2 separate regions of the Homo sapiens genome follow, and region 1 is linked to region 2. The links are chromatin loops, found by intact Hi-C in ENCODE. Cell type or tissue: endothelial cell of umbilical vein. All regions are shown on one strand. Each heading gives the region's core, and the rest is flanking DNA. Links, peaks and the distances in the headings are about the cores only.

Region 1 (8,000 bases), core at 1-8,000, 230 kb before region 2:
ACTGCCACACGTGGGTGCTGGGAACACAACACATCTGATTCCACGGGAGAGCTGGTGGGAACTCTGCATTCAATTCCCTCCTGGACTCTGCCCTGTGTGCATCTTGGTTGATTTTAACCTGTATCTTTTTGCTGCAGTAAATCATAACTATAAGTGTAACTGCTTCCAGGGAGCTCTGTGAGTTATGGTGAAAGGGTAAATCTGAAGTTGGCTTGGGAACCCCTTCAGTGTGCTGTTGCTGTCAGAAGTGAGGAACCCTTGTGTGGACTCCTTGCATGAACTCTGCTGCTCCCAACCTTTGTCACTGGCTGAAAATCTTTGTGGCTGGTGCTGCTGGGTGCCAGGAATGCAGAGGCGAGAGTGCAGGGTAGGAGACGGACATGTCCACACACAGATGGGGCCCAGAGACAGGCGGTGCGGCTCCGCTCCGGGAGGGCCCCACATTCTCGCTTGGGAGTAGCTGAAGCAGGGGCTGCTGAATGGACTGTTCCACAGGGCTGATGTGGGGAAGCAAACCGCCCAGCAGCTCCACGTCCTGATGAGAGACAGCTCTGCCCTCCCGAAGGAATGGCAAGCCTCAGGAAGAGATAGAAACTTCATTTCTTCATGAAAGATGAAAAGATGTCTTAAAACTAAAGCTACTTCCTGGGGCTGGTGAATGAAGAAAGTGAAAAGGTCTGAAAGGGATTTTATTTACCAAGAATGACTAAATGCGCATGCACAAGCACTCTGAAAGCTGGGGATCCTCAAAGGTCTGCTAGACATACCACTTGTGAACGTGGAGGTCTTATGTGTAACCAGACAAGTGGCCAGTGCTGCGCGATGGAGCGTGAAGACTCCTGCAGACACACCAGCAGTATCACCTGCTATGAGAAGGTGGGCCTTCCCAGGAGGGGCACTGGAGGTAGGTTTGGAATCCTGCAGACACACCAGCGGTGTCACCCTGCTATGAGAAGGTGGGCCTTCCCAGGAGGGGCACTGGAGGTAGGTTTGGAATCCTGCAGACACACCAGCGGTGTCACCCTGCTATGAGAAGGTGGGCCTTCCCAGGAGGGGCACTGGAGGTAGGTTTGGAATCCTGCAGACACACCAGCGGTGTCACCCTGCTATGAGAAGGTGGGCCTTCCCAGGAGGGGCACTAGAAGTAGGTTTGGAAGGATGAGGAAGGTGGGCCAAGGCATTCCAGCACCAAGAGCAGCATATGTAAACCCACCAGGTTACAGGGTGACTTTGGGAACTAGTGAATAACCTGATGGCTGAGGCATGTGTAGGAGCAGCAGCTTGCAAGGCTACCCTGGTACATGGGAGCCTCTCAGACATCTTCAAGCTGTGTCAGAGAGAGCCTAGACTTTCCTTCTCTGCATGATAGGGCCCCTGAAGGCTTCTGAAACAATCCTTCCTTCCTTCCTTTAATCAAGATTTACCGAGCACTGGGAAAGAGGACAGCAAGAGAAGGCACAACCTGTGACATGCAACATCTGATTCTGAATGACTGAAGGATTCACCGAAGTGTGAGGAAGGCAGAGAACAGAGAAACACAGAGTGCTAGCTCCGTGCTGTGGAGTTATGCAAGTGAATGAGGCTGATCAACTTTCCCATCATCAACTCACCCAGAAAGCAGAACATTCACTTTCCCAGTTCTATTCAGGGGCCACAGGTGCTATGAGCAGATGCACCAGGGCGCTGTCTACAATCTGTGACCAGGAGCAGCGATGCTGACCCAGCTTCCCTCCATCAGGTGCTGCCGTCGTGGAGATGCACTCAGCACCAGGGCACGGAGCACCTGCTCCTTCTCGGCGATGCGCTCAGCACCAGGGCACAGAGCACCTGCTCCTTCTCGGCGATGCGCTCAGCACCAGGGCACGGAGCACCTGCTCCTTCTCGGCGATGCGCTCAGCACCAGGGCACGGAGCACCTGCTCCTTCTCGGCGATGCGCTCAGCACCAGGGCACGGAGCACCTGCTCCTTCTCGGCGATGCGCTCAGCACCAGGGCACGGAGCACCTGCTCCTTCTCGGCGATGTGCTCAGCACCAGGGCACGGAGCACCTGCTCCTTCTCGGCGATGTGCTCAGCACCAGGGCACGGAGCACCCGCTCCTTCTCAGCCGCACCAGGGCACAGAGCACCCGCTCCTTCTCAGCGATGCGCTCAGCACCAGGGCACAGAGCACCCGCTCCTTCTCAGCGATGCGCTCAGCACCAGGGCACAGAGCACCCGCTCCTTCTCGGCGATGCGCTCAGCACCAGGGCACGGAGCACCTGCTCCTTCTCGGCGATGAGCTCAGCACCAGGGCACGGAGCACCTGCTCCTTCTCGGCAATGTGCTCAGCACCAGGGCACAGAGCACCTGCTCCTTCTCAGCTATCACTACTCTCCCCTCCCAGAGGACATGATCGGCAGCTCTTTGACATCAGAGCAGGCTGGGGTTTTCTTTAAACACACTTCATTTTTTTTTAAAGAGTTATTACATCCACACACGGTTCAAAAATCAAATTATGAAAGGTATATAGTTAAGACTAGCTGTTCAAAACAAAAGCAGCCTTTCACGATTATGTGAGGGAACAAAGGGCAACACCCTTATTAGTGCCAGTTTAAAACCTTCCTTCACACCCTGGACTCTGCCCTATGTGCGTCCTGGTTGATTTTAACCTACATCCTAACATTTAGGCCAGTTTCCTTTCATCCTTCTTACAAATATAAAATCTCTTACCCTTCTCTAATATTATTTGGCATTCCAAAATAAGGAAGTGTCATGGTTAAAACCAAATCAAAGGCAATTCTGACTGTGCACAGCTCAGCCTCCACCCAACCTCAGAACCACTGGATCAGACCAGGTTTTAGTTTTTTTGTACATTTACTTGATAACTAAGACACAATTTGCCTACAGTGAAATGCTTAGTTCTGACACGTATCGCTCAATCCACTGTCAAGAAATTCATAACAAAGTAAAGAATTAGACCAAGGTTTTTGTTTTAAAAGTGGTCCGAGATTTCAACTGAAGGGAGTTAGTTGAAAATTTTAATCCCCTTCCTTGGAGGAAGTTAAATGTGGAACTTTGTGGGAAGCCACGGATTACCTTGAAGGTAGTACTTGGTCTTGTCAGAGGTTCCAACTTTCCGACTGAAGTGCTGATCGTTGGGCTTCACCTGGCATATGTTGGCTCCAGAGCACGCCGGGTTTCTGGAGCTTGTGATGGAGGAAAGTTGGATCTCATACAGGTAGTTGTCCCCATTGGTCCTCATGTCCCCAGAGGCTCTGAACAGCCTGAAGAGACAGAAAAGATCACAGTGACATGGAAGTCCTTCAAGAAGGCATTCATGACATAAACCCTCAGTCCTCAGAATCACTGCAGGGCCCCAGGATGCTTCCTTTCCTAGGGAAAGGAAGCACGGACACGCTAGGGCAGCACGTCTGTGACCCCACAGCAATTCTGAGGACACCAGTTTCCCTCTCAAGAGGCTTTCTCCCCAACCAGTTCTGGCCTCTGAGTGCTAATCCACCTTCCTCAGGTGCCGTATCCAGCACCACACGGCCCTCGCCCTGTCTGTGCACCTCGGCCACCACCCCCAAGAGCAGCCCCAGTAACACTGCTGAGAAACTTATTTTCTAAACACTGGTAAGCCCAGAAGATTCCTGCTCAAACATGTCAGAAGGCTTCGGCTTCAACCCCTGAGATTATCATGAAGAGAGGGAGAAGGACGGGGGATTTATTTTTACACTCATGAGAATTCACCATCTTTGGTGTTAAAACTTAATGATTGAGTAACGCTTTTCCTCAGTTTAAGCAAAAGATGACGATGACTCCAGCAACAGTAACTAAAACACAGACCTATTTATCCTGCAGTGCTCCCCGATAGGGAAAGAGCGGCATTGCTGGTTTAATTTTGAACACATTTCACAGCTCAGAAGGAAAACGTTTTACTTACTTAAAATAAATATCTCCGAGGCTGAAGCTCTTGCCATTTATAGGGTTGGTGATGGTCCCATTCACCATCTGCACCTCCTGAGGCTTCACGGCGCAGGCAGCCCGGGAGTCCCAGCTGAAGTAGTAAGTGCAGCTGTCGATATCAAACCTAGGAGGAGGGAAGCACAGGCTACAGTCACTTCCCCAGCCAGACATAAGGGAAGACTGCAAAACAATGAACACTGCGGAGCCCTTGAAGCAGCTCACTGGCTTTCAGTCAAGGTGCTGCGAGACTTCAGTTGGGTCCCGAGGCCCCCACTCCCCGGGCTGCGCAGGCCTAGGCAGAATTTCCCGACTCAACACTGACGGCAGCTCGGAGCGAGGGTGGTTATTTTACTCACTTCTTTTCATCACCACAATGGACAGGGAAGATGACTGTGGTGCACACATCAGTAATGTGACAAAGCAGGCAAGCATTCAATATAAATTTTTTAAAATTTGTAAACCGTGCAACATTCAAAACCTGGAAAATTTGCTCCTAGATTTTTAGATTTTTGTTTAAGCTTCTCAGACTCATACATTCATAAATCCTTTGGCAATTTCTGAGTCACCCCTTTTCCAAACTCAGCGTCTGGAAGGAATCAGTTCTGTTCACAAACAGCAGCTCACATGCACCCTCTGTTGGCCAAGCTCTCCCTGGCACCAGATGCAATGTGGCCGGGAAAACTTGAATATAATCCAAGCACATCCCAGGTCCAGATGCAGGTCCCAGCTGCTCGAGGGTCCCAGCCAGGCTGCTTGAACACCTCGGGTGGGACAAATCCACGCCCCTTTGTTTCTACTATGACATTCAAAGGTAGAGGTCAGTTAAGTACTGCTCAGCCAGTGCTAAACCTAGTTCAAGAGACAAGCTAGCCCAGAGAAGTTGCACTGGTCTTGTAACAGTGTCTCAGCACTGTATCTGGAGGTCTTCCCTGCCTGGAGCAGCCCCGCCCAATACAGCACAATCAGCGGCTCTGGCCCTGAGCTCCTAAGACTCAGCCAAAACCTGCCCATGAAAACCCCAAGGAGGAATTCCCTCCAGTATGCTCACTGCACAGTCCCGCTCTGAGCCCCCAGTCTCCTGACCTCTTGAATGCAGGTCTGCCCACCGTCTTTGTACAGGTCAATTCTATCACGGAGGATGCGGTCTTATTTCCACCACACGGATAACCTTTGGAGTACGTGACAACAACTTTGTCACCTGAAACACACAAATGATTGAACTGACATTATTTCTAGTGCATTATAAAAAGCCTCAGGCAGGCGCAGTGGCTCACACCTGTCAATTCCAACACTTTGGGAAACCAAAGAGGGCAGATCACTTGAGGTCAGGAGTTAGAGACCAGCCTGACCAACATGGTGAAACCCCGTCTCTACTAAAAATACAAAAATTATTCGGGCACGGTGGCAGGTGCCTGTAATCCCAGCTACTCAGGAGGCTGAGGCAGGAGAATTGCTTGAACCCGGGAGGCAGAAGTTGCAGTGAGCCAAGATCGAGATGGCGCCATTGCACTCCAGCCTGGGCAACAAGAGCAAAACTCCATCTCAAAAACAAAAACAAAAAACAAACAAACAAAGCTTCAATGTTAGGAGTAAAAATCTGGTTTAAAGGCCAGAAGAAAATAAATTTTGGGCTCCCTAAAGGTTTATCGACCTGTTCTTGCATTCCCACACTCAGGGGTGGTCACCTGGCCCACTGCACAATTGTCACAGCCTAAGACCTGGGGTCAAACCCAAACCCTCCTACTCCCGTACTTTGTGGCCCTGGGTTGCTGAGCTTCTGAGCCTTGAGGGCCTTACCTGCAGAACAGGGCACTGTCCAAAGTGGGCAGGTTTCGGGCATGTATAGAAAGTGCCCAACAAACTCATGTGAACAGTGGGACCCCGGGTAATGGCAGCCTTCATTATCGCTCCAATTGTGTAAACTCTCTCTATCATATTAGGTGCTTTCCTGACAGGTACCCTCATGTGAGCCTCCCAGTAATAACAGAGCACAGAATGGAAAAAGTGAAAAGCCAGAAACAGAAACCAACTGTGGTTTTCTAGGGTCTTCTAGCTTTCAGTCGAGCACTGTCTGCTTTTAAAAGTGACCCATTAAAAGAAAAACCTGAGCCCTCGAACCCGCAGGGTCTGAGAGAAAAGTGAGTACATGCTTTAAGCTGCAGGTATCACTGGGGCAGCATGGCCGCCAGGTTCCAACTCTCAAGCCACCACCAAGAGGCTGCTTGTGGCTGCGCAGGGGGCTGTTCTGGGAACGGTCTGGGCCCAGCCTGGCTGCATGGACAGATGATGTCTCCAGGGCATGGCGCAGGGTGTCCAGGGGAAGCAGGTGCCTTCCACCCTGACCACACACACACAGATCCTTCCAGGCAGGGGCATGCGGTGGAGGCAACATGGGCACAGTGCTCACTTCCCGAGTGTTTTCCACAGGACACAGGCTGAGGTACTGAGGGCTGCTGGATGGTGAGGTGGGAGGTGGGACTCTAGGCTCTCAGGCCTGCCCCAAACTCAAAGCTGCTCCAGCTGAATTTGTTTTAAATATTGGGCTTCTGTGTAAAATTTTGGAAAAAAGAATTCCACTGTTTTACGGAAAATTTTTAAAACTTCTGGCATATGGGATCAAACAAGAAAAAACTTTAATAGTGTAGACAGCCCTTACTGATTGGGCAGGAGGCTCAACCTCCTCGGCTCAGGGGCCCAGCCTGTGAAACGGATGACAACGCTGCCCCATGGAGTGGATGGGGATTAAACATATATTAAGCACAGCTGCTTGAGACATGTTGGTTCTGAAAACAAAAAGTCTACCTCCCACCCCAACAGGGGTCCATTCCCTAAGCGGACAATGGGGGCACCGTGGTTGTCCTTAGATGCTGTCTTGTTGGCGCCAAAGATTAAGAGCTCATTTGGTGTCAGACACCAGATTATTTCTCGTTCCGGTCAGCAGGTGCTCAGGATGCCAAATGCCAGTCCCAGGAGAAAGCATGAGCTCTTCCCGCCAGGCGAGGCTGGACTTGCAAAATGGTGCTCTCCAAATGGAGGTGGCCTGCAGGTCACCGCTAAGAAGTCAGATGATCTAGTTCCATGTCACCCCCTGTGTTCACTACTCTCTTTTGCTCCTCCTGCCTCAAACTTTTAGGAAGCCTTAAGTGTTTTAGTCATTTCAGTTGGCTGAAGTTGGGGAAAGACTAGTCGAATATCCATATATACTGCAAGATTACAGGGGAAAAAGCAACCCTCCACGACCTTCCCTCCTTCCCCCTTCTGGGGCAGTGTGGGAGTGGCAGCAATAACTGACCTCTAAAGCAGTAAGAACCTCCCAGGGAGGGCGGGTCTCAGGCTGGCGGTCTGGGCGCCACTTCCTGTATGGCAGCTCTCCCTCCACCTACCAACCTGCAGAGTCTGTGTGTGATTTTTATCAAGGGTGGCAGTAGTTTTCTCGGAATTCTCTTTCTCCATCTCAACATCTCAAGCTAATCTGAAGTAGCCCTGTGGCTGAATCAGGACAACTCGGGAAACCCCACTCCAGCCTAAGAGGCAAAGGTGAATATTTTCCTTTACTGGTCCCTCCAACAAATCCTAATTGCTCTTACTAAGAAACCTCTATTTTCCTCCTTTAAATAATGAAAGAAAACAACTTTCACTCAGCAACCAAGTACAAGATCAATTTCCCGTGAAAAATTGTTAAGACATTTTACAAAGATGTACCTCTGAACTACCTGTACCAAGTCCTCATGCAACTGTTTGGCTTTCCTAAACAAACACGTGTGTTTATGCCAATTTAGGCACTTGATCTACAGCTAGAACGTGAACTTCAGAGGAACTCTGAACATTCTGAGACTTCCTCCTGGATAGACGCACTTCCCCGAGATAGCCCAACCCCTCTAAACACACAGACTAGGACCTGCAGTCTCATATAATACAAAGCAGCACTTATTTTAATGTGCCAGGAGAGCCAAAATGCCTGTGAGACAGTGACAGGCAATCATATCTGGAGGTTTCCACCAAAGCACATGCTCACTCTCCTTGCCATCCTGAGAACACCCTCACCTTCCCGG
Region 2 (13,060 bases), core at 2,966-10,965:
AGAAGACCTCAGAAGCATAGGCAACAAAAGCAAAATAGACAAATGGGATTATATCAAACCAAAAATCTTCTGCATAGCAAAGAAAACAGTCAACATAGTGAAGAGACAACCTGCAGAATGGGAGAAAACATTTGCAAACTATTCAACTGATAAGGGATTAATATCCAGAATATACAAGGAACTCAAAAACAACTCAACAGCAAAGCAAGACAAATAGAATGTATTTGTTTGGCTCATTAAAACAAATTAAAACATTAAAAATGAGCAAATGAGCTGAGTAGACATCTTTTAAAAGACATACAAATGATCAAAAAGTATATGAAAAATTTCTCAACATCACTGATCATCAGGGAAATCCAAAGCAAAACCACAATGAGCTATTCATCTTACTCCAGTTACAATGGCTGTCATGAAAAGATTTTCAAAATAACAAATACCAGTGAAGATGAAGAGAAAAAGACCTTTTATACATTGTTGGCAGGAATGTAAATTAGTACAGCCATTATGGAAAACAGTATTGAGGTTTCTCAAAAAACTAAAACTAGAACCACCATATGACCCAGCAATCCCACTACTGGGTATATATCCGAAAGAAAGGAAATAAGTACGTTGAAGAGATAGCTTCATTCCCATGTTTATTGTAGCACTATTCATACTAGTGAAGATATGGAATCAATCTAAGTGTCCATCAATGGATGAATAGATTTTTTAATGTGATATACTATGTACATATATTACGCATCCAAGAAAATTTTAAAAAAAGAAAATGTGGTACATATATACACAATGGAATACTATTTGGCCATAAAAAAGAACAAAAATCTGTGTCATTTGCAACAACATGAATGAGTTTGGAGGACATTATGTTAAGTGAAATAAGCCAGGCACAGAAAGATAAAACATGTTCTCATCTGTGAAAGCTAAAAAAGTTGATCTCACAGAAGTAGAGCATAGAAGAGTGGTTACTAGACACTGGGAAGGGTGGGGAGGCAAAGCCAGAGGTTAATGAAGGGATACAACTGCACAGCTAGACAGGAGGAATAAGTGCTAGTGTTCTATGGGACTATGGGGTAACTATAATTAATAATTTATTGTATATTTTCAAATAGCTAGAAGAGGAAATTTTGAATATTCCCAACACAAAGAAACAAAATATGTTTGGGGTAATAGATATGCTAACTACCCTGATTTGCTTATTACATATTGTATATGTGTACGGAAATATCACAATGTACCCCATAAATATCTACAATTATTATGTGTCAATTAAAAATAATAATAAACGGGGCCAGTTGCAGTGGCTCACACCTATAATCCCATCACTATGGGAGGCCGAGGCCGAGGCTGTGGATCACTTGAGGCCAGGAGTTTGAGACCAGCCAGGGCAACATGACGAAACCCCGTCTCTATTGAAAATACAAAAAATTAGTCGGTTGTGGTGGCACATGCCTGTAATCCCAGCTACTCGGGTGGCTGAGGCATGAGAATTGCTTGAACCTGGGAATCAGAGGTCGCAGTGAGCAGAGATTGTGCCCTCCAGCCTGGGCAACAGAGCAAGGCTCTATCTCAAAATCAGTAAATAAATAAAAAAAAATAATTATAAATGAAAAATGTATATTGGTCAAGGTAAAGAATAGAACATTTTATTTAACAGTTTAGTAGCTTGTTTTAAATTTTTTTATTGTGGTAAAATATACATAAAATGCAATTTACCATTTTAACCATTTTTAAGAGTACAATTCAGGGGCATTAAGTATAATGACAATGTTGTACAACCAACACCACTATCCATTTCCAGAACTTTTCATCATTCCTAACAGAAACTTAGTGCCCATTAAACACTAACTCCCCATTCTTCTCTCCCCGGCCCCTGGTAACCAGCATTGTATTTTCTCTCTCTATGTATTTGCCTATTCTAGGTTCCTCATGCAAGTGGAATCATATTTATTTTTCCTTTTCTATCTGGCTTATTTCACTCAGCATAACGGTTTCACGGTTCATCCATATTATAGGAATAAATTTAACCAAGGAGGTGTATCAACGTGTGTCAATGTGTCAGATCACATGTATCAATGTGTCAGAATTTCCTTCCTTTTTATGGCTGAATAATGTCCCATTGTAGCTACATACCACGTTTTGTGTATCCATTCCTCCATCATGGGCAATTGGGTCGTTTCCACCTTTCAGCTAGTGTGAATCAGGGCTGCTATGATCCCTGGTGTACAAGTATCTGTTCAAGTTCCTGCCTTCAATTCTTTTGGGTACATACCCAAAGTGTAACTAGGGAATCAAATGGGAATCTATGTTTAACTATTTGGAGAACTGTTTTCTACAGTGGCTGCACCATTTTACAATCCCACCAGCAATTCAGGAGATTTCCAATTTCTCCACATTCTCACCAACACCTGTTATTTTGTGTTTGTGGGGGTTCTTTTAAATAATAGCCATCCTAACGGATATGAAGAGCAGTGTGTGGTTTTAAATATTTAGACATGGGGGATGTGTACGCTTATGCCAGACCCCACATTGTTAGGGTTGGGCCAATTCTTATCACCATAATTGTGTCAGAGAAGTGTATTTGCTCTGTAGGGCTGCCATAAGAATTACCTCAAGCTGGGTGGCTTAAAATAACATAAATTTACTTTCATAGTTCTGGAGGCCAGCAGCCCAACACTAAGCTATCAGCAGTGCCATGGTCCCGCTGAAGTCTCTAGGGAATGGTCTTCCTCACCCCCTCCCACTTCTGGTGGCTTCCAGCATTCCTTGGCTCGTGGCAGCATCACTCCAGTCTCTGCCCCATCTCCCTGGCCTCTTTCCTCTTGTCTCTGTATGTCTTTTTCTGTCTCTTACAAGGCTCTCTCCTTGGATTTAGGGCCTGCCCTAATCCAGTATAACCTCAGCTGGAGCCTTAATCACATCTGCAAGGAGCTTATTTCCAAACAAACTCACATTCTGAGGTTCTGGGTAAACGTGAATTTTGGAGGAACAGCGGATTCCTTTCCCACCTGCTCCACTGCACAGCAGCACAGAGCCCACCTGAGCAGTGCTGAAGGGTGAGAGGTTGCTCAGGGGGCATCAGATTCATGAGGCAAGAGCAGCCCAGGGGGGTCTTTAATGTGCAGTGAAGCCGGCGGAGGTTCCTTCACTCTGGCCCCGATATGCAGAAATACGCCCGTCTTTAATTTTCTAGAGTGGAGCTATTGGCTCTCAAATTCCTATACCCACTTTGTTCGGGAAACATACTTCATCTTGGCACCTCAATGTCACTCTGTCTCTTCTGTTTGAGTAGCTCCTTTCCCGTAAGCAGGCAACTCTGGTTCTAAATTCAGTCATTTCAAGGTTCCAACTCCATGCAGGGCTGTTCTCTCTGAAATCTTTCCTCTCCTTTCCCCTTTGCAGATCAGAGGCCTGCATGCCGGGCCTGCATGCATTGCGGGGGGGCCTGCGGCATCAGGGGCAGTGGGGACCTGGTCCTCAGGGCGCTTACACAGAGGCGGCTGAACGCGCAGGACCCAGAGAGCCGGAGAAGCCTGCCAGGGGCAGGGGCAGGAAGCGTTAGGGCTGGTGAGGGGGACTGGCCTGCCTGTGGCCCAGGGAAGGCTCCAAGAGGCCACAAGGCGTCCCTGAGCCCGGGCTGGCTGTCAGCGGTGTCCCAGGAAACGGGCCGGCCCCACACCTCTGCAGCACCCTGGAGGGAGCCCCCAGGAAGCTGGGCAGAGGTGGACCCCAGGCACAGCCAGGCCCCGGGCAGCGTGGCCCCTGCAGTTGAGGTGACAGGCAGGCCTAAGGCGCCCCTGTTTCCAGGCCTTGCTCTCCCTCAGCTGTCTCTCCTGGCTTTGAGACAACCCCTGCCCCACCCGACATCTCTCCAAGACAGTCACACGAGCACTTCGTTCCCGGCCACCTCCCGAGCCCCCGCACAGTGATACAGGGGAGCTTGTGTGCATCTTCTCTGTGAATTGTGGCAGATGCAGCCTCCCAGGACGCTGTTGCAGGCTCCTGCCAACACACACTCCACCAGCCTGCGGCCACCCAGGGACTCAAGGCTCCTCAGCCCCCCCACTGGCCTTCCAGGCAGGAAGCAGAACACTGCTGCCTCACCTCCAGGCTCTGGAAGCTTCTGGGCCGACCACCCTGGAGTCTGAGCATGGGGAGGGTCTGCACCCAGTCCACCTCGGCCTCCTTTCTCCAGGGCCTACTGGCAGCACTAGCAGGCTCTGGTGATACTGTGGGATCATAAGAAATACGAGATCAGGAGTTCAAGATCAGGCTGGCCAACATGGTGAAACCCCGTCTCTACTAAAAATACAAAAATTAGCCGGGCGTGGTGTCGGGTACCTGTAATCCCAGCTATTCAGGAGGCTGAGGCAGGAGAATCGCTTGAACCCAGGAGGCAGAGGTTGAGGTGAGCCGAGATGGTACCAGTGCACTCCAGTCTGGGCGACAGAGCGAAACTCCGTCTCGGAAAAAAAAAAAAAAAAAACACGCATTGTGGTGTTGTCCCTGGCTCCCAGCCACAGCTCCTAAAACTCTTGTACTTTTCTAAGTGATAAGAATGACAGGAGCAGCTTTTGTTACAATATTTAGATTTTGTCTCCAGTTCCCGAACAGCTCTGGAGCTACAAAGGTGAAAAAGGAGCATCTCTTGTTGCTTGTAGGGAGGCTATTCTTGCTTCATGAGTTTGTGTGAGTGAAGTGACTTTTGGAAAGGCCTAAGGTTGGGGTTGATTACCAGAGAAACCAACCAGATCATGAGGAGACTGGAACTTTCAGCCCCACTCCCCAGCCTCTGAGGGGGCAATGTTGGAATCAATCGTGTCTACGTAATGAGGCCTCTGTAAAAACCCAAAAGGACGTAGTTCTCAGAGCTTCTGGGTTGATGAACACACGGAAGTGCTGGGCCTTCGTGACCCTTTCCCCTCCTTGCCCAGTGCGATTTGGCTGTTCCTAAGTTGTATTCTCCATAATAAACGGGTAAACAAAAGTAAAGTGTTTCCCTGAGTTCCGTGAGCCATTCTAGCAAACGATCGAATTCAAGGAGGGGGCTGTGGGAATCCACAGTTCATAGCCGGCCAGTCAGGAGTCAGAAGGGAGGTCCAGACCTGCGATTGGCATCTGAAGCAGGGCAGCCTTGTGGGGCTGAGCCCTCCACCTGTGAGATCTGATGCTAACTCTAGGCAGATGGTGTCAGAACTGGATTAAATCATAGGACATCCAGCTGGCATCCACAGAAAAATGGAGAATTGGTTGGTGTCAGAAAACCCTGCCTGTTTGGTGTCTGATGTGAAGTGTGTGACAGTAGAAGGAAGCACAGTTGGTTTTCCCTTTCTAGGACCTCGTCCCCTCTTCACCCCACATCCCCACAGTCTGTCTGAAAATTAACACTCCGTGCTTTCGTCCTTCAGGCCAGACATTCTGATATTTACAGCTCGGCCTCAGAAGTTCCCAGAACTCCTGTCCTTCAATGGTATCTGCAATGAACTTTTTTTTTTTGAGACGGAGTCTCACTCTGTTGCCAGGCTGGAGTGCAGTGGCATGATCTCGGCTCACTGCAACCTCTGCCTCCCGGGTTCAAGCAAGTCTCCTGCTAATTTTTGTATTTTTAGTAGAACGGGGTTTCACCATGTTGGCCAGGATGGTCTCGATCTCTTTTATTATTATTATTATTATAATACTTTAATTTCTGGGTTACATGTGCAGAACGTGCAGTTATGTTACATAGGTATACATGTGCCATGGTGGTTTTCTGCACCCATCAACCTGTCACCTACATTAGGTATTTCTCCTAATGCCATCCCTCCCCTAGCCCCCCCATTCCCCAACAGGCCCCGGTGTGTGATGTTCCCCTCCCTGTGTCCATGTGTTCTCATTGCTCAGCTCCCACTTATGAGTGAGAACATGTGGTGTTTGGTTTTCTGTCCTTGCGATAGTTTGCTGAGAATGATGGTTTCCAGCTTCATCCATGTCCTGGTCTTGATCTCTTGACCTCATGATCGGCCCGCCTTGGCCTCCCAAAGTGCTGGAATTACAGGTGTGAGCCACCGCGCCCAGCTGCAATGAACTTTTTTAAAACCCTGTGTGACGTATGTTTATAGTGGCACTATTCACAATAGCAAAGACTTGGAACCAACCTAAATGTCCAACAATGATAGACTGGATTAAGAAAATGTGGCACATATACACCATGGAATACTATGCAGCCATAAAAAATGATGAGTTCATGTCCTTTGTAGGGACATGGATGAAACTGGAAACCATCATTCTCAGCAAACTATCACAAGGACAAAAAACCAAACACCACATGTTCTCACTCATAGGTGGGAATTGAACAATGAGAACACATGGACACAGGAAAGGGAACATCACACACCAGGGACTGTTGTGGGGTGGGGGGCGGGGGGAGGGATAGCATTAGGAGATATACCTAATGCTAAATGACAAGTTAATGGGTGCAGCACACCAACATGGCACATGTATACATATGTAACAAACCTGCACGTTGTGCACATGTACCCTAAAACTTAAAGTATAATAATAATAAATTTTAAAAAAATAAAAAATAAAACCCTGTGTGAGACTCCAGCCAGGCAATTATGTCTGTCCCAGGTGGTGCAGCTTCTCAGGGGAGGGAGCCTCAGCCTCAGGGTAAAGAGCACGGTAACAAGCTCTTCTAACAAAAGCTCATCAACACGTATCTCAAAGAATAGCATCCCCAGCCAGGCACGGTGGCTCAGGCCTGTAATCCCAGCACTTTGGGAGGCTAAAATGGGAGGTTCACTTGAGCCCAAGAGTTAGAGACCAGCATTATAGTGAGACTGTGTCTCTACAAAAAAATAGAAAAAAATTAGGCAGACATGGTTGTGTGTGCCTGTAGTCCCAGCTACTCAGGAGGCTGAGGTGGGAGGATTGCTTGAGCCCAGGAAGTCGAGGCTGCAGTGAGCTGTGATCGCACCACTGCACTCCAGCCAGGGCAACAGAGCCAGACCCCGTCTCTAAATAAATAAATAAATAGCATTTCTCCCTCACATTTGGGAAAATGAAGCTCTATGTGACACGTCAGCAGGCAGAGAAGCCCCTTTAAATTCCTTGTTTTTTGGTGCCATCCAGTGGTGACTTGGATTTTTTTCCCTCAGGTAGGTTTTATCTAAAAGTTGTTCAGTAGGCTGTTCAGCGATAAATTATCAGACAAGAGTGTGTTGCATTGAAACACTCTGCATTACTCATTAAGAAAAAACTCACACCTTCAAAAATTTAACTGCTCAAGGACTTTGAGTTAAACATCGTAAACGAACCACAAACATTCATGCCCCCCAACCTGCAAAAAAAAAAAAAAGAACCACTAAGATGAAGTGAAAAGACAGAAAGGATAGGCGAGGTAATGTTGCCAGGCAAGAACTAGGAACAAAATTTGGGGAGTGAGAACAAGAGGCTATAATCAGAGATGCATGAGAAGAGCACATGAGGGTACTGTGGGCTGAAGGATCCTAAGGTAGCCTCCAATTCCCACCCCCTGGTGTACACACCTTATAGCATTCCCTCCCCTGGAGTGTGGCCCCTCATCAGTTAACTTTGAGTTGATAAAAAGGGATGTTGTCCTGGTGTGTCTAGAGGTAAGACACAGGAAGCACAGCAGATACTCTCCTTCTCCTTCTGGCCTTGAAGAAACAAACTACCCAGGTGGAGAGGACCACCTGCCAGGAAATGGGGGGCACCCCTAGGAGGTGGGAACCTCAGCCCTACAACTACAACAACCCAGGTTCTGCCAACAACCTGAATGGGTCCTGGGCCTCAGAGGAGACCCCAGCCTCAGCTAATGTCTTGATGTCAGCCTGGGGAGACCTCAACAGACAGCCCAGCGGCCCCATAACTGGACTCCAACTGGTGGAAACTGAGATAATAAATGTGTGCTGTTTTCAACTGCTGACTTTAGGGGGATTTATTAGGCCAACAACAGAAAACTCATACATGGGCCAATTCATCCTGAGACCCCTCTGAGAAGAAAACAAGGAACCAGGACCAGGAGGGACAGAACAGAGGTGGAGGCAATGTCAGACACAGAAAAGAACAAAGTGGCAAAGACGGGAAATAGAAAACAAAAGATAAAGTCATCAGAGAGCAATCCAGGGAGCTCAGCACCAAAACACTGTTCAAAGAAGAAATAAAGACAGAGGACAGGAAATTGTCAAATACATAATACCATAAATTTTCCAGGACCCCAAAGCCACAAGCCTCTAGACTCAGAATGTTCAGAGCAATGAATGAAAAAAGACCACATCAAGGCATGCCGTCAATAAATTTCAGAACATCAGGGCTAAGAAGAAGATGCTGGAGGCTTCCGCAGAGAAAAATTAGGTTACATTAAAAAGAGAAAAGGACTCATCATGGCATTGACTTTCCAATAACGATACTGAACATAAGAAAGTATTGGAACCCAAGTCGCCTTCCTGGTATATTTAGCTATAGTTATGTAGGATGTATCCACTGGGGGAAACTGGGGAGGGTATGTGGAACCTCTGTGTACTAATTTTACAACTTCCTGTTAATCTATTTCAAAATAGAAGTATTTTTTAAAGCAAGCATTGGAGCAATGATACCAGAATCCTAAGGAAAAAAATATTTTCAACCTAAAATTCTATACCCATGTCTATCCATGAGGATGTTTCAGCTGCAAATAAGAGCAGCCACCATTTGAACAGGGTTTTAAAAATAAGTTATATTTTCTTGCTATATAAATAAGCACAAAGACAGACCAGGTCTAGGAGTGGCTGGGCCAGGTTCTCTCCTTCTTTCTGTTTTGGCATCTTTAGGGTCAGGCTAACTCTGAGATGGGTCCTGAGGTGAGAGGTGCAGTTCCAGCATCTCATCCAGACCTGATGATGCCCAGAAAAGAAACATGTCTGAGTGTCTCTCTTTTAGAATAAAGTACATTTCAGGCTGGGTGCAGTGGCTCACACCTGTAATCCCAGGACTTTGGGAGGCTGAGGCGGGCAGATCACTTGAGGTCAAGAGTTCGAGACCAGCCTGGCCAACATGGTGAAACCCCATCTCTACTAAAAATACAAAAATTAGCCAGGTGTTTTGGCTGACGCCTGTAATCTCAGCTACTTGGGAGGCTGAGGCAGGAGAATCGCTTGAACCCGGGAGGTGGAGGTTGCAGTGAGCTGAGATCACACCACTGCACTCCAGCCTGGGCGACGGAACGAGACTCCGTCTCAAAACAAAAAAACTATATATATCCCCTCAGGGTTTAGAGCCAAGAATCGCATGCTCATGGTTGAACCAATCTGTCCAGATGGGTGAAATACACTTAGACTACCCATGCTCTCCTCCAGAATGAGCCTCTCTTGAGGCATGTGGCTGAAGAGGGAGGAGTGGACATCCAAATAAGATCGGGATTTTATCAGGAAGGAGGAAGTTTAAATGAATCCTAGGAAGGCAGCCATGGTGTACACTATACCAACAAAACTATGAGTCAAATATGAGGGTAGAAGAAAAATATTGCAGACATACAAGGGCTTACACAGACAGCTCCACTGCTTTAGGTTAGAAAGTTCTCAAGACAGAACCACTAAAAATACAACATGTGGATTTTTTTGAATCCTAATTTTGAAAAATAAAACAAAAAGGGAAAATGCTGTAGTTCAGCATTTGTAAATATGTAGTTCACATTTACTGAGGTAAATTTGAATATGGATACCAAGATTATTGCTAATTTTGTTAGGTGCGATAAAAGCATTATGACTATGTAAGAAAATGTCCATTTTTTAAATATGTTTAGGATTAATAAGATGATATGTGGGATTTGCTTTTCAATCCTTCAACCACAACAAAAAAAGAGGAAGGGCATAGATGAAGTAAATGTGTCAAAATCCTAATATATGTTGGCCCTGTTCCAGCTAATAAGTAAAGAAGACATAATAGAAGCAGAACATAACCCCCTTTGAAACTCTAAGGAATAAACAGATCTTATCAAAGATTTTGAATCTCAGTACTATTGACAATTTAGATTAGATAATTACAGTCACACACTGCAAAATGACATTTCAGTGAATGATGGACTGCATATATGACGGTGGTCCCGTAATGTTTTAATATTGTATTTTTGCTGTACCTTTTCTATGTCTAGATACACAAATACTTACCATTGTGTTACAGTCGCATACAGTATTTAGTATAGCAGCATGCTATACAGATTCGTAGCCTAGATTTGTAGGCTATACCATATAGCCTAGGTGTATACTAGGCTATGACACCAAGGTTTGCCTAAATGCCTTCTATGGTGTTTGCCCAATGATGAAGTCTCCTAACGACACATTTCTCTGAATGTATCCCTGTTGTTAATCAACATATTATTATATTTGTTGGGGGTTAGGGGGCTGTCCTGACTGTTGTAGGATATATAGCAGCATTCCTGTCTTCTACCCACTGGATGCCAGTAGCATCCTTCCTCCCTAGTCAGGACAATCAAAAATGTCTTCAGACATTGCCAAATGTCCCTAGGTGGGGTGGGGGTCGGGGTAAAACTGCTTTTGGTTGATTCAGGTAATTATCAATGGCTGATAGCGCCACAGAAAGAGAGGAGTCAATCTGATGGCTGGAAGTACATCCATGTGAAATAATCTTGCCAAAATAAAATCAGACCTGAAATAGATGGAGGCTCTAGAACACCAAGACAGAGGAACAGGTTAAATGCATGTGGAGACACAGCCAAAAATGACCAGGTTTCTTCAACAAAAATATTGCAAGAAAAAAGGAAGGGAGAAAAACCTATAGGTTAAAAGAGGCTTAAGAGACATAACTAATCACAATCAAATCTTATTTGAATGCTGATTCGAACTAATTGTATTTTTAAAAAGCCAACACATGTATGATACCAAGTGAATATTTGATGACTTTAGAGAATAGTGCTAATTTTTTCAGGTGTGGTAATGGCATTGTGGCATTGTGGTTAGGAGTTTTCTTTATAAGTTTTATTTATTTATTTATTTTAATTTTTTGAGACAAGGTCTCGTTCTGTCACCTAGGCTAGAGTGTGATGGAGTGATCACAGCTCACTGCAACCTCAACCTCCCAGGCTCAAGCGATCCTCCCACCTAAGCCTCCTGGCTAGCTGGGACTACAGACACCCACCACCATATCTGGCTAATTTTTAAACTTTTTGTAGAGGGGGGGGTCTCGCTATGTTGCCCAGGCTGGTCTTGAATTTCTCGGCTCAAGTGATCCACCTTGGCCTCCCAAAGTACTGGGATTACAGGCATGAGCCACCATGCCCAGAGGTCTTTAAATAGAAATGCATAATAAAACATTTACAGATGAATATATGATATCTGGAATTTGCATTAAAATATCCATGGGTTAAAGGGAGTGGGAAAGAGTTTAGCTGAAACAATATTGGCCTTATGTTGATGATTGTGGAAACTTGGAAAAGGACACATGAGAGCTTCTGATGCTCTTTTCTCTACTTTGGTTTTGTTGAAAATTTATCATAATACAAAGTTTTTAAAAAGTCACCTCCCTCATACCCTTTCCTTTAAATTCCTTCATAGACTGGCTACAGGAAAGAACCCATGGAATCCTCAACACAAAAAGCAGTCAAGAAAAGCCCAGGTAATGGAAGGGACGTGGGCCCACAGAGGGCTAGCTGAGAGGGAGGAAGTCTGACAAGGTGCTCCATGGGGAAGCGTTCCCAGGAAAAGTCAGAACAGATTACTCAATATGTTTGAGTATTTAAAAAAAAATAATGTATTGCTAGGCACATGACATACTAAATGGAAAAAATGAGCATAGTATAAGCAAAAATAAGAATAAATACATAGGAAACTGTGAAAGTGAAAAATACAAGGCAATATGTAACTAGGGAAAACAAGAATTTGTCCAAGAAAAAATAAAATAATGACAATAAACCACTTGACCCTTAGATGAAAATGTTTACATTGTTATCATAAAAATGAAAACCTAACTAGCCACCAGCACCAATGTGTGCCACCCAGGGCCCGAGGGCCAGCCTGCCATCACTACTGCCATTGCCAGTGCCACAAGCACTGCCCAGGGACCTGAGGGCCAGCTTGCCATGAGCACTGCCACCACCAGTGCTGCAAGCACTGCCTAGGGGCCCAATAACTAGTATACCCAGGCCCCCTCCTACTACCACTGATGGCTGCTTATGTTACCCAGGGGACCAAGGACCAACCTACTTGATGTTCTTGTCCCCAGAAAAGCCTTGCCACAGCCTCCACTAATAACCACAGCCTAAGCCACTGAAGAACACACAGACCCCACTGACATTGATTAAAGCTGAATAAATCATACAGAGACTACATTACTGTGCCCATCCAGAATCAAAGCCAAAGCACCCTACCCAACCAACACTACAGATACATTTACAGGGAAAATTATTTCCTATGAAAGCCATTCCATAAAATTTGAAGAAGCAAGTATTATACCAGGTGCACACATATTAACATAAGGACAAAGGAAACAGAAAAAAAGCAAGGAAACATGACACTGACAAAAGAACAAAATAATTCTCCAGTAACAGATTCCAAAGAAAAGGAAATATATGAAATGCCTGAAAAGGAACTTAAAATAGTGGCCAGTTGTTACAAGAGAACACGGATAGATAATACAAGAAAATCAGAAAAATAATTCATAATCTGAATGAGCAATTGAACAGATAGATATAAAAAACAACCAAACAGAAATCCTGGATCTGAAGTGCTTCAAAAATAAATTGAGCAGAAGAAAGAATTTTTGAACTTGAAGATAGGTCTTTTGAAATAATTCAGTCAAACAAAAGAAAGAAAAAAGAAAAAAGGAAAAAAAAAAGAATGAAGAAAGCCTATGTGACATTTGGGATACTGTAAACCAAACACATTTTCATAAAATTTGTTCTACAGGAAAAGGGAATGGAAACAGCATAGAAAACCTATTTAAGGAAATAATCACTAAAAACTTCACAAGTCTTGGAAGAGATGAAAATATCCAGACAGGCAACTCAAAGAGTCCCAGATAGATTTAATCCAAAAAGGTTTATTGGAGGCACATTATAGTCAAACTGTCA

Evidence for each region. Peaks named below come from ENCODE experiments on the same cell type or tissue, not always from the same donor. Only the 100,000 strongest peaks of a DNase experiment are listed, where the experiment ranks them.
Region 1: it touches region 2 in a loop (4-fold over the local background); 23 of 110 quality-filtered maps call a loop at or near these places.

The regions. Positions count from the first base shown.
Region 1 is chr6:160,085,179-160,093,178 of GRCh38, reverse strand. IGF2R (insulin like growth factor 2 receptor) reads right to left here. Exons shown (of 48, transcript NM_000876.4): 42 at 5,032-5,146; 43 at 3,926-4,072; 44 at 3,076-3,263. It also overlaps the pseudogene CHP1P2. Among named protein-coding and RNA genes, the nearest start is that of SLC22A1, 33 kb to the left of the region's middle. In endothelial cell of umbilical vein, for the core only: a CTCF peak has its summit at 4,569 (motif pointing left); a DNase peak (open chromatin) is centred at 4,588.
Region 2 is chr6:159,857,492-159,870,551 of GRCh38, reverse strand. No RefSeq gene overlaps it. Among named protein-coding and RNA genes, the nearest start is that of MAS1, 27 kb to the left of the region's middle. In endothelial cell of umbilical vein, for the core only: no CTCF peak of the experiment used is centred there; a DNase peak (open chromatin) is centred at 7,111.